2 separate regions of the Mus musculus genome follow, and region 2 is linked to region 1. Evidence: chromatin loops called from intact Hi-C (ENCODE). Cell type or tissue: left cerebral cortex. All regions are shown on one strand. Links, peaks and the distances in the headings refer to the core of each region. The heading gives the core; the rest is flanking DNA.

Evidence for each region. A loop is a pair of places that touch in the nucleus more often than their neighbours do. Peaks named below come from ENCODE experiments on the same cell type or tissue, not always from the same donor. Only the 100,000 strongest peaks of a DNase experiment are listed, where the experiment ranks them.
Region 2: it touches region 1 in a loop (4-fold over the local background); 1 of 42 quality-filtered maps calls a loop at or near these places.

What each region holds. Positions count from the first base shown.
Region 1 is chr8:111,183,328-111,187,720 of GRCm38, forward strand. It overlaps Glg1 (golgi apparatus protein 1), which reads right to left. Exons shown (of 26, transcript NM_009149.3): 8 at 4,387-4,393. Among named protein-coding and RNA genes, the nearest start is that of 9430091E24Rik, 40 kb to the left of the region's middle. In left cerebral cortex, for the core only: no CTCF peak of the experiment used is centred there; DNase peaks (open chromatin) are centred at 2,267 and 2,493.
Region 2 is chr8:111,042,497-111,046,889 of GRCm38, forward strand. Aars (alanyl-tRNA synthetase) reads left to right here. Exons shown (of 21, transcript NM_146217.4): 7 at 167-312; 8 at 737-845; 9 at 1,147-1,297; 10 at 2,382-2,506; 11 at 3,031-3,175. Among named protein-coding and RNA genes, the nearest start is that of Aars, 11 kb to the left of the region's middle. In left cerebral cortex, for the core only: a CTCF peak has its summit at 2,048 (motif pointing right); no DNase peak of the experiment used is centred there.

The sequences.
Region 1 (4,393 bases), core at 172-4,171:
CATTAGCACAGAATGCTTGCTGTAAAATACCTAAGAATAAAAGTGCACTCTTCCCATCTACTTGCACTTGGCCCATCCCTTACTGGAGATAAAGGCAGGAAACAGGGGCCTCAGAGTGGAGGACTGAAGAGACTATGGATCAGAAGACCAAGTGCAAGTCCTGGTCTGTTCTGTGCTACCTGAGCTGTGAGAGTTGGACAGTCTCATGTGCCACTGAGTTTTTTACTCCCTCCCTCTTTTTTATTTTTATTTTTATTTTATGTGTACAAGTGTTTTGCCCACATGTATGTCTGTCTAACCTGTGCACATACAGTGCCTGTGGAGGCCAGCAGAAGGCATCAGGTTCCTTGGGACTGGAGCTACAGATGTTTTTAGTTATATGAGAATGCTGGGAACTCAACTCAGACTCTCTGGTAGAGCCACCAGTACGAATTTTAACCCCAGAACCATCTCTCCAGCTCCAAATTTTAGTTCTTTCAATTACAGATTTTAAGAAATGGCCAAGTGTGGTGATGTATGTCTTTAATCACAGCACTCAGGACGTAGAGACAGGTGAGTTCAAGGCCAGCCTGGTTTAGAGTTCCAAGACAGCTACACAGTGATATTGTATCCGAGAACGGATAGACAGACAGATGTTGATACCACATGAAACAAAGTAAGGTCAACTGCAAAGCATTTTATAGATAGAAGATCACTATTACCACAGATGGGTAGCAGATGGGGCTGTGGAGTGGGAATCTTAAATAGAGAAAGAAAAATAGAAATTACAACCCTTACTGTTTTAATTTCTTTTCTTTTTTTTTTCTCCATCCTTAAGAATTAGATACTTCAGCACGGGAGGTGGGGGCATGGGTGGGGGGGAAGAGGAGGGGAATGTGCCTTTAATCCCAGCACTCAGGAGGCAAGGCTGTTGAATCACTGAGTTCCAGGTTAGCCTGGTCTACAGAGTGAGTTTTGGGACAGCCTGAGCCACACAGAGAAACCCCGTTTTAACAAATAAACAAACAAACAAACACGTTTAGACATGCTCTGTGTCACTGGTTTACCCTTTCTTGGAGCCTTTTCTGATCTGTACACATCTGACCTGGGATCCCACAATGGTTCATAACAAAGCTCTGGCCCCTTTACATACATACAGATTTTAGATAAAATAAAGATCCCAATTCTATTATCCTAGAAAAAAATCATTAAGAGAGAAATATAGGGAAAATGTCAATATTCTGGGATAGAAAGTATTTCTATAAATTATTGTTGGTAATTTGGAAAAGCTAAAGAATATTATAGCTTGCTGGTAGAAAAATAACTTTGTGAGCAAATTTTGACACCGGATGACCAAGATCAAGATAGTAATATCTTTTTTCTAGTATCCCATGGCATCTAGTAGGCTAATAATTCAAGGAATTATTGCCATTCTAGAATTCAGTGTAGGGAGTGAGGAAAATATGCAATTGGAATACAAACTGAGCCAGGTGCAATGATGAAGGAACCCCTTTAATCTGAGGCTTTGGGAGGTAGAGGCAATTGGATCTCGGTGAATTCGAGGTTAGCTTGATCTACATAGCAAGTTCTAGGATAGTCAGGGCTACATAAAGAGACCCTATCTCAAAACAAAAACAAAAACAAAAACAAAAAAAAAAAAAAAAGGAAAAATAGACTATAAACTGATGTTATGATTGTATATACATTCTGGCCCCTGATATTAACAAAAAAACCCCGAGCAAAGCTCCGGAGAGACTTGGTCTGGAGAATGCATTATGCAGCCATCCTTGATGTGAGAAGCATAGGCTAGTCATAGCCCTGTCGTAACTGTGGTAAATCTGGAGGAGTGGACACTCATTAGGATAATAATTATCCACATACTTTACAGTTCAGCACTTGCTGATAACCATTACCAGTTCATTAAATTAATCTAGAGACAGATGTTGAAGTCTGTTGTGTCAAGGAATAAAACTTTCAAAGTAAAAAGAAACCCACCCAAATTGCTCAAAGATATTCTTCAGTTTGACTAAGGCTAGATAATATAGAAGACAAAGGACGACTCTATCCTTCTGGAAAAATTGCCTTTAGTTTTTGTGAGAAAAGGCTTTTAAAAAATAGAATCCATACAATAAAAATGAAGTGCTTCCTTCCTAAGCAGTCTTAATGCAGTCAAAACCACACAGTTCACTATTTGTGCTTGCCCTCTGGGTTTGGAAAGCACTTTCTTCTTCTGGGCACAAAGGGTGGTGTAGGCGGAACTTATTTATCTTTGAAGCTGAGTCACTAGTTCTTTTAACGAAGCTAACTTTCCAAAAACCTCATAGTGAACTATGTGCCTCAAAACAGAGTTGAGTCCAGTCTATTTTTTTCCTGAACATTTTTACAATAGGTGTAAGCTTACTATAGATAGATTCCTTTTTTCCTATCCTCCTTCCACAACCTTACTAGATGGAATTAAGGATGAAAAGCAAACACAGCAGAGGCCGTCTCCTGATTCATCCTGGACTGCAGCCAGGCATATTCACTGGCACAAAGGGCACCCGGGGCAACTGCCAACAAACAGGACTGCAGAGGAGCACAGCACACTCATCCTCACAGTCTCACTGCAGCCTCCAGAGCAGCCCTCCAGCTGATTCTGCTGTTTGAGAGAAGAGGCTGCACTGGTCTTCCCATCCCAGCACCGACATGCACAATGTAACTGCTGTTAGTATCTACTTTGGGTCATGGTTAACAAAACCTGACTCCATATCTAAAGCTCATGTAAACTTGTATTTCAGACTATAAAATTGTTATAGACTGTACAAAAAAAAATTTTTTAAAGATTTATTTCTTTATTTATTAAGTACACTGCAGCTGTCTTCAGAAACCCCAGAAGAGGGCGTCAGATCTCATTAGGGATGGTTGTGAGCCACCATGTGGTTGCTGGGATTTGAACTCAGGACCTTTGGAAGAGCAGTCAGTGCTCTTAACCGCTGAGCCATCTCTCCAGCCCAACTGTACAAATTTGATTTTACATGATTAACTAGAAAATAAAATTTGCTCTTAAGCTCTTGCTCTCTCCTTGTCTCTTACCTCTTGCTCTCCTTCTCCCCTTTCCTTCCCCCCTCCACGTGGCTGCCTTTCTACAATAAATGCCTTCAAACCATTTTAAAAAAAAGGAGAGAGAAGAAGAAAAGAAAATTCAAGTAGTATTTAGTGTTTAATAAAAATAGCCAAAACAAAGTAACAAATGAATTGTGGTTTCCTAAAGCGTGACTTAGGTTATAAAACTAAAGTATCTTTCCTGCTTTAAAAGGGAAAGTCATTGCAGAGAGTGCTATGTTGTAGAGGCTTGCACCTGGTATGCTAAACTGCAGGAGATTTAACCCATACAAATAACAAACATGGTCAAAGGCAGGAGACGATGTTCTGCATGCACTGTGCTGACTCTGTACTGTGATCTGCAGGACTGCGCTGCTCATAAACACAGGATCAAGAGTCACTTCATTTTCTCCCAGAAAAAGCAAGTCCTTTTTCTGATGTAGGGGACTGACCTCATGGTTGCATTCATGTTATATAGCAATACGAAAGCTAAGTGTTTGTGGAAAAGACTATCTTTATATTCTTGTTTGTAAAGTTTGGAGCTGGTGAAAGACAGATCTTTCTGCTTATAGTTTCCCTGATTTAATCAATAAAGACACTTGATTCTGAGGATGATCCTTCAGACTTGTGGCATATCGTAAAAAAGTAAACTGGCAGAAATTTTCCATTCATGTCAACTCTCAATTTCAACTCAATCAAACTTGTTAAGACAGGCAAGTTCTCTTCTCCTAATAGCCTCTCATTTTGAAGAAAGTGATTTGCCTTTATTCTGTCTTTCGTAATCCAAACTGGCAAGTTCTTTAGAAACAGGAAAACAATGGATTTCCTTTACCTAGCTCCACAGCAATTTTTTTTTTGTTTGTTTTTTTTTTTTGGTTTTTTGAGACAGGGCTTCTCTGTGTAGCCCTGGCTGTCCTGGAACTCACTCTGTAGACCAGGCTGGCCTCGAACTCAGTGCTGGGATTAAAAGCATGTGCCACCACACCCGGCTCAGCTCAGGGGCATCTTCTTAATTAGCAATTGAGTGCCCAGTTCACTGTGGGTGGTGCCACCTCTGGGCAGATGGTCCTGGGTTCTATAAAAAAGTAAGCTGAGCAAGCCAAAGCCAGTAAGCAGCAATCCTCTATGGCCTCCATATCAGTTCCTGCATCCAGATTCCTGCTTGAGTTCCTGCCTAGACTTCCTTCAATGATGGTGGAGTACGATGTGAAAGAACAAGCATTTAAAATAACCCTTTCTTCCCAGCTGTTTTGGTTATGGTGTTTCATCACAGCAATAGTAATCCTAAGAAAACAGTCAAGTGGCAGCAGAAATATTTTTCCTTACCGCCTGT
Region 2 (4,393 bases), core at 89-4,088, 140 kb before region 1:
TACTGTCAGCGTGCCCTCTCTGAGTAAAGGCACACTATGCCATTTGCCAGGGCGAGGGCGTGTGGCGGATGGCAGGGTAGTCATCTTCTCCCAGACCTCCTCACCCTCTCGTGTGAGGCAGCAGGGGCAGGACTGTCTCATTGGCCCCCTCTCTGGTCACCTGTAGGGCACCGGCGCCCGGCCGTATACTGGGAAGGTTGGTGCTGAGGATGCAGACGGAATCGACATGGCCTACCGGGTTCTGGCTGACCACGCCCGGACCATCACTGTGGCGCTGGCTGATGGCGGCCGGCCTGACAACACAGGACGGGGGTGAGTCGGTCACACTGTGGGCAGGGTCTGGGCTGATAGCATGCATGAGTGTTCTGACTGGAGCTCAAAGCCATACTTGATTACTGTTTCGTTGTTGTCTTTTGTGTAGTGGAGAGACCCCCTTCCCTCCCACCTTTTAACAGCTAACGGCGTTTTAATGTATTTTAAGGCGACACTATTTAATAGTTTTTACTGAGTAGGATGTAGAGCTGGCACTAAAACCATCAGCTAGGTCTTGGCAGAATAGGACTAGGTACTGACTCAGCCCAGGAAACTGCATTCCTGACTAGGCAGGCTTGGGTAGCTAAACAAACTCTCTGCATAAGCAGAGAAAACAAAAAGCTGATGTTTTAAAGGAGCTCCCGTGGGCCCCTCAGCTAGGGGTGTCTCCTAGCTAACTAACACTAAGGTCCGCCTCCCACAGGTACGTGCTGAGACGGATCCTTCGCCGAGCTGTTCGGTATTCCCATGAGAAACTGAATGCCAGCAGGGGTTTCTTCGCTACATTGGTTGATGTTGTCGTTCAATCCCTGGTGCGTAGAAAAGTCTCTGCTTTTCTCTTCTGTGCTGAAGCCCTAGTCTAAGAGGGATATGGTAGGTGGTAATGTTCTGTGAGTGGACATTTTAAGAGAGAGACCGTGGAGGCCAGGGATGGCGGTGCGCACTTTTGATCCCAACACTTGAGAGGCAGAGGCAGATGAGTTTGAGGCCAGCCTGATCTGCACTGTGTAAGTTACAGGCCAGCCAGGACTGCATATAGAATGAAGCCCCATCTTAAAAAGGAAGGAGGGTGTTTCACGGAATAGCCTGCTCACACTGAACCTTTTCTGTCAGGGAGACGCATTTCCTGAGCTGAAGAAGGACCCAGAGATGGTGAAGGACATCATTAATGAAGAAGAGGTGCAGTTTCTCAAGACTCTCAGCCGAGGGCGGCGCATCCTGGACCGAAAAATTCAGAGCTTAGGAGACTGCAAAACCATCCCAGGTGAGGCCCAGTTCTCCCCCTCTCTGCCAAGGTTGAATGTACCTTACCTAAACCGCTTTTGGTAAAGTAAGACTTGGAGCAAAATGAATTATAAGAGAATTTACTGGGGCTGGAGAGGTGGCTCAGGGGTTAAGAGCAATGACTGCTCTTCCGAAGGTCCTGAGTTCAGATCGCAGCAACCACATGGTGGCTCACAACCATCTGTAATGGGATCAGATGCCCTCTTCTGGGGTATCTGAAAACAGCTACAGTGTACTTACATATAATTAAAAAAAAAAAAAAAAAAAGAATTTACTGTGGTAAAACTTCAAACAATACAGAACTGAAAACCTTTTCCAAATATGTTTCTCAGAGGTAAACTATTAGTTGGCAAGATGTCTGCTGTAATCTCAGCACTGTAGCTGCCAAGGCTGGAGGATCCCAAGGTCAAGGCCAGCCTTTGGGCTACATAACAAAATCTTATCTCAAGAAGAAACAACAGAAAAAAAAAATTAGTGTGTAATCAATGCTTCAGGATTTTTTAATCTGTTTGCATAAAATTGCAAATAGGTGTTTATGTCTGCATATTTTGCATATAAATGTAACATGTGGAGTCCACATTGTCTTTCATCAGCTGAGAAAATTAATTTTAAAGGTTTTTTTTTTTTTTCCACGAAATGTTTTGCCTCTTTTTGATTGGGGGGTGGGGGTGGGGTCTTGGCATGTGAGTGTAATGCCCACAGAGGACAAGAGAGGGCGCTGGAACCCCTGGGAAATGATAGGTATTTGTGAGTAGCCAGAAAATGGATACCCAGGTCCTCTGCAAGAATGACAAGTGTGCTCTAACCTCTGAGCTATCTCTCTAGTTCTGGTTATTTCCCTTTATTGGAGTGAAGTGTTTGCAGAGAAAGATTAAAGAACTCACTCACAGTGCTCAGATTAGGAAACAGAAGTTTACCAGGAGACCCTTTATCCTTCAGTTCTAAAAGCCTTACTTACCTCCATTCACACCTGTTCCTCTCAGCAGCGCCCTGGGAGGGCTTGGCGGGAAGGAAAGGGTCTGTCTATGTCGTTCTGACACAGTTCCTTTGTGTGTACTGCACAGGTGACACCGCTTGGCTCCTCTATGATACTTATGGATTCCCAGTGGACCTCACTGGATTGATTGCTGAAGAGAAGGGCCTGGTGGTAGATATGAATGGCTTTGAGGAAGAGAGGAGACTGGCCCAGGTAAGGAGTGTGAGGAGTGACTCGTAAGCACCTGTCTTCCCTTCTCACTCTCTCACCCCATCCTTGGGACCACTTCTCTTTCTGAAGAAGAAACAACCCCTATTTCTCTTACCACCAACCACAAAAAGGAAAGAAAGAAAGAATATGCGGAATGAGATGAAGGGCAGCACCAGGCAACTGGATTCCCTTCCTTTAAGGTCTCCCCCACTCCCAGAGCAGTGACGCACGGCTGGAGGCATCTTTCCTGGATGGTTTACAAATGTGTTAAAGCATTTTTAGTTTTCACAACTAGGGGCTGATGTTTCCCGTTATCTTATTGGTAGAGCCTCAAGATGCCACTCAGTGTCCTGGCATGAAAGAAGACAGCCCCCAAAGCAAAGGCTGGTCTAGCCCCAAATGCCAGGAGTATAAAGATTAAAGACATTATTCTTAGTTTTTTCTTGGCCACAGTTTTTGCCAAGGCTCAGTTCTCTCTTCATCTAGACTGACATAATTAAGGCTTTTTTTCTCTCCTGTTTTGACAGCTGAAGTCACAGGGCAAGGGAGCAGGGGACGAAGACCTCATCATGCTGGACATTTACGCTATTGAAGAGCTCCGGGCAAAGGGTTTGGAGGCCACAGATGATTCTCCAAAGTATAACTACCAATCAGACTCCAGTGGTAGCTACGGTACGCTGAGCCTTCTGCTCCCACGCTGTCTGCCTTTCTATCTGGGGAGCTCCAAGAGATCAGTCTCGAGGTGCCCAGCGGGCCATGCTGCATGGTTATACTCATAGGCACCCTTGGCTGGGGGTCTCCGTAACTATTTTGAAACATAGTTACAGAAAGCTGTTTTGTTTTTGTTTTTTTTTTTTAATCATGGGGAGGTTCCAGCTACTCTTAAACCAATTTCCCTTAGTTGGTAACATGTTGCAGAAAAAAGAAAGCTGACCTTAAAACAGTCACAGTCATAGTAGCTGTTGATCCCTGCACACTCATAGAAAATCTAAATAAACAAATAGATGTGCAATAGATGGGCCTGCCTGGCAGAGATCTTATACCAAAATCTACATAGTGAGGCTGTTTGTTTATTTGTTTTGTTTTGCTTCCTTGAGACAAATCTTACTATGTAGCCTAGGCTGGTTTAGAACTTCCTATTTAGACCAGGCTGGCCTTGAACTCATAGAAATCCACCTGTCTTAGCCTCTCAAGTGCTTAAGATTAAACACACATGCCACTGTGCCCAGCTCAAGTCCTTTAAGTGTGTGTGTGTGTGTGTGTCTGTATGTGGGTGGGTGGATGGGTGTGAGAGAGGATTTGAACTAGAGACTACTATAATTATATGAGACAGAATTAGATTTACCAAGTTTGTGTCTAAGATACAGAGTGACCAACTGTCCAGTTTGTTCAGAAATGTCCCAGTGTTAACACTAACAGCCTAGGAAACCCCCGAGTTTTGAAACTAGAACCCGGAGCAGTGATTCCCTGGTGGAGAATCAGTGTGCTAGTTCTTTTATAAAGTCTAATGGGCTGGTTTTCAAAATACAAATAGACAACTAGGACCTGAATATTGAAAAATAGAATTTAGCAAAAAGCAACTAAGAATATGTGATTGGAGCCATGTATGGTGTTGTGTGATTTTAATCTCAACACGTAGGATGCAGAGGCAGGTGGATCTCTGTGAGTTGGAAGTTATCCTTCTATACAGAGAATTCCAAGCCATCAAGGGCTACTTGCCATGACCCTGTCTCCAAAAGAAATCAAAACAAAAAAAAAAACCCAAAAAACAAAAAAGACTACGTGAGCTGGGCTGGGGCTGGGAGCTCTGTGGAGGAGTGCTTGGGTAACGTGTGAGGGTCTAGATTCAATCTTTAGTCTCAGCACAGACATGGGACTGTATATCACCAG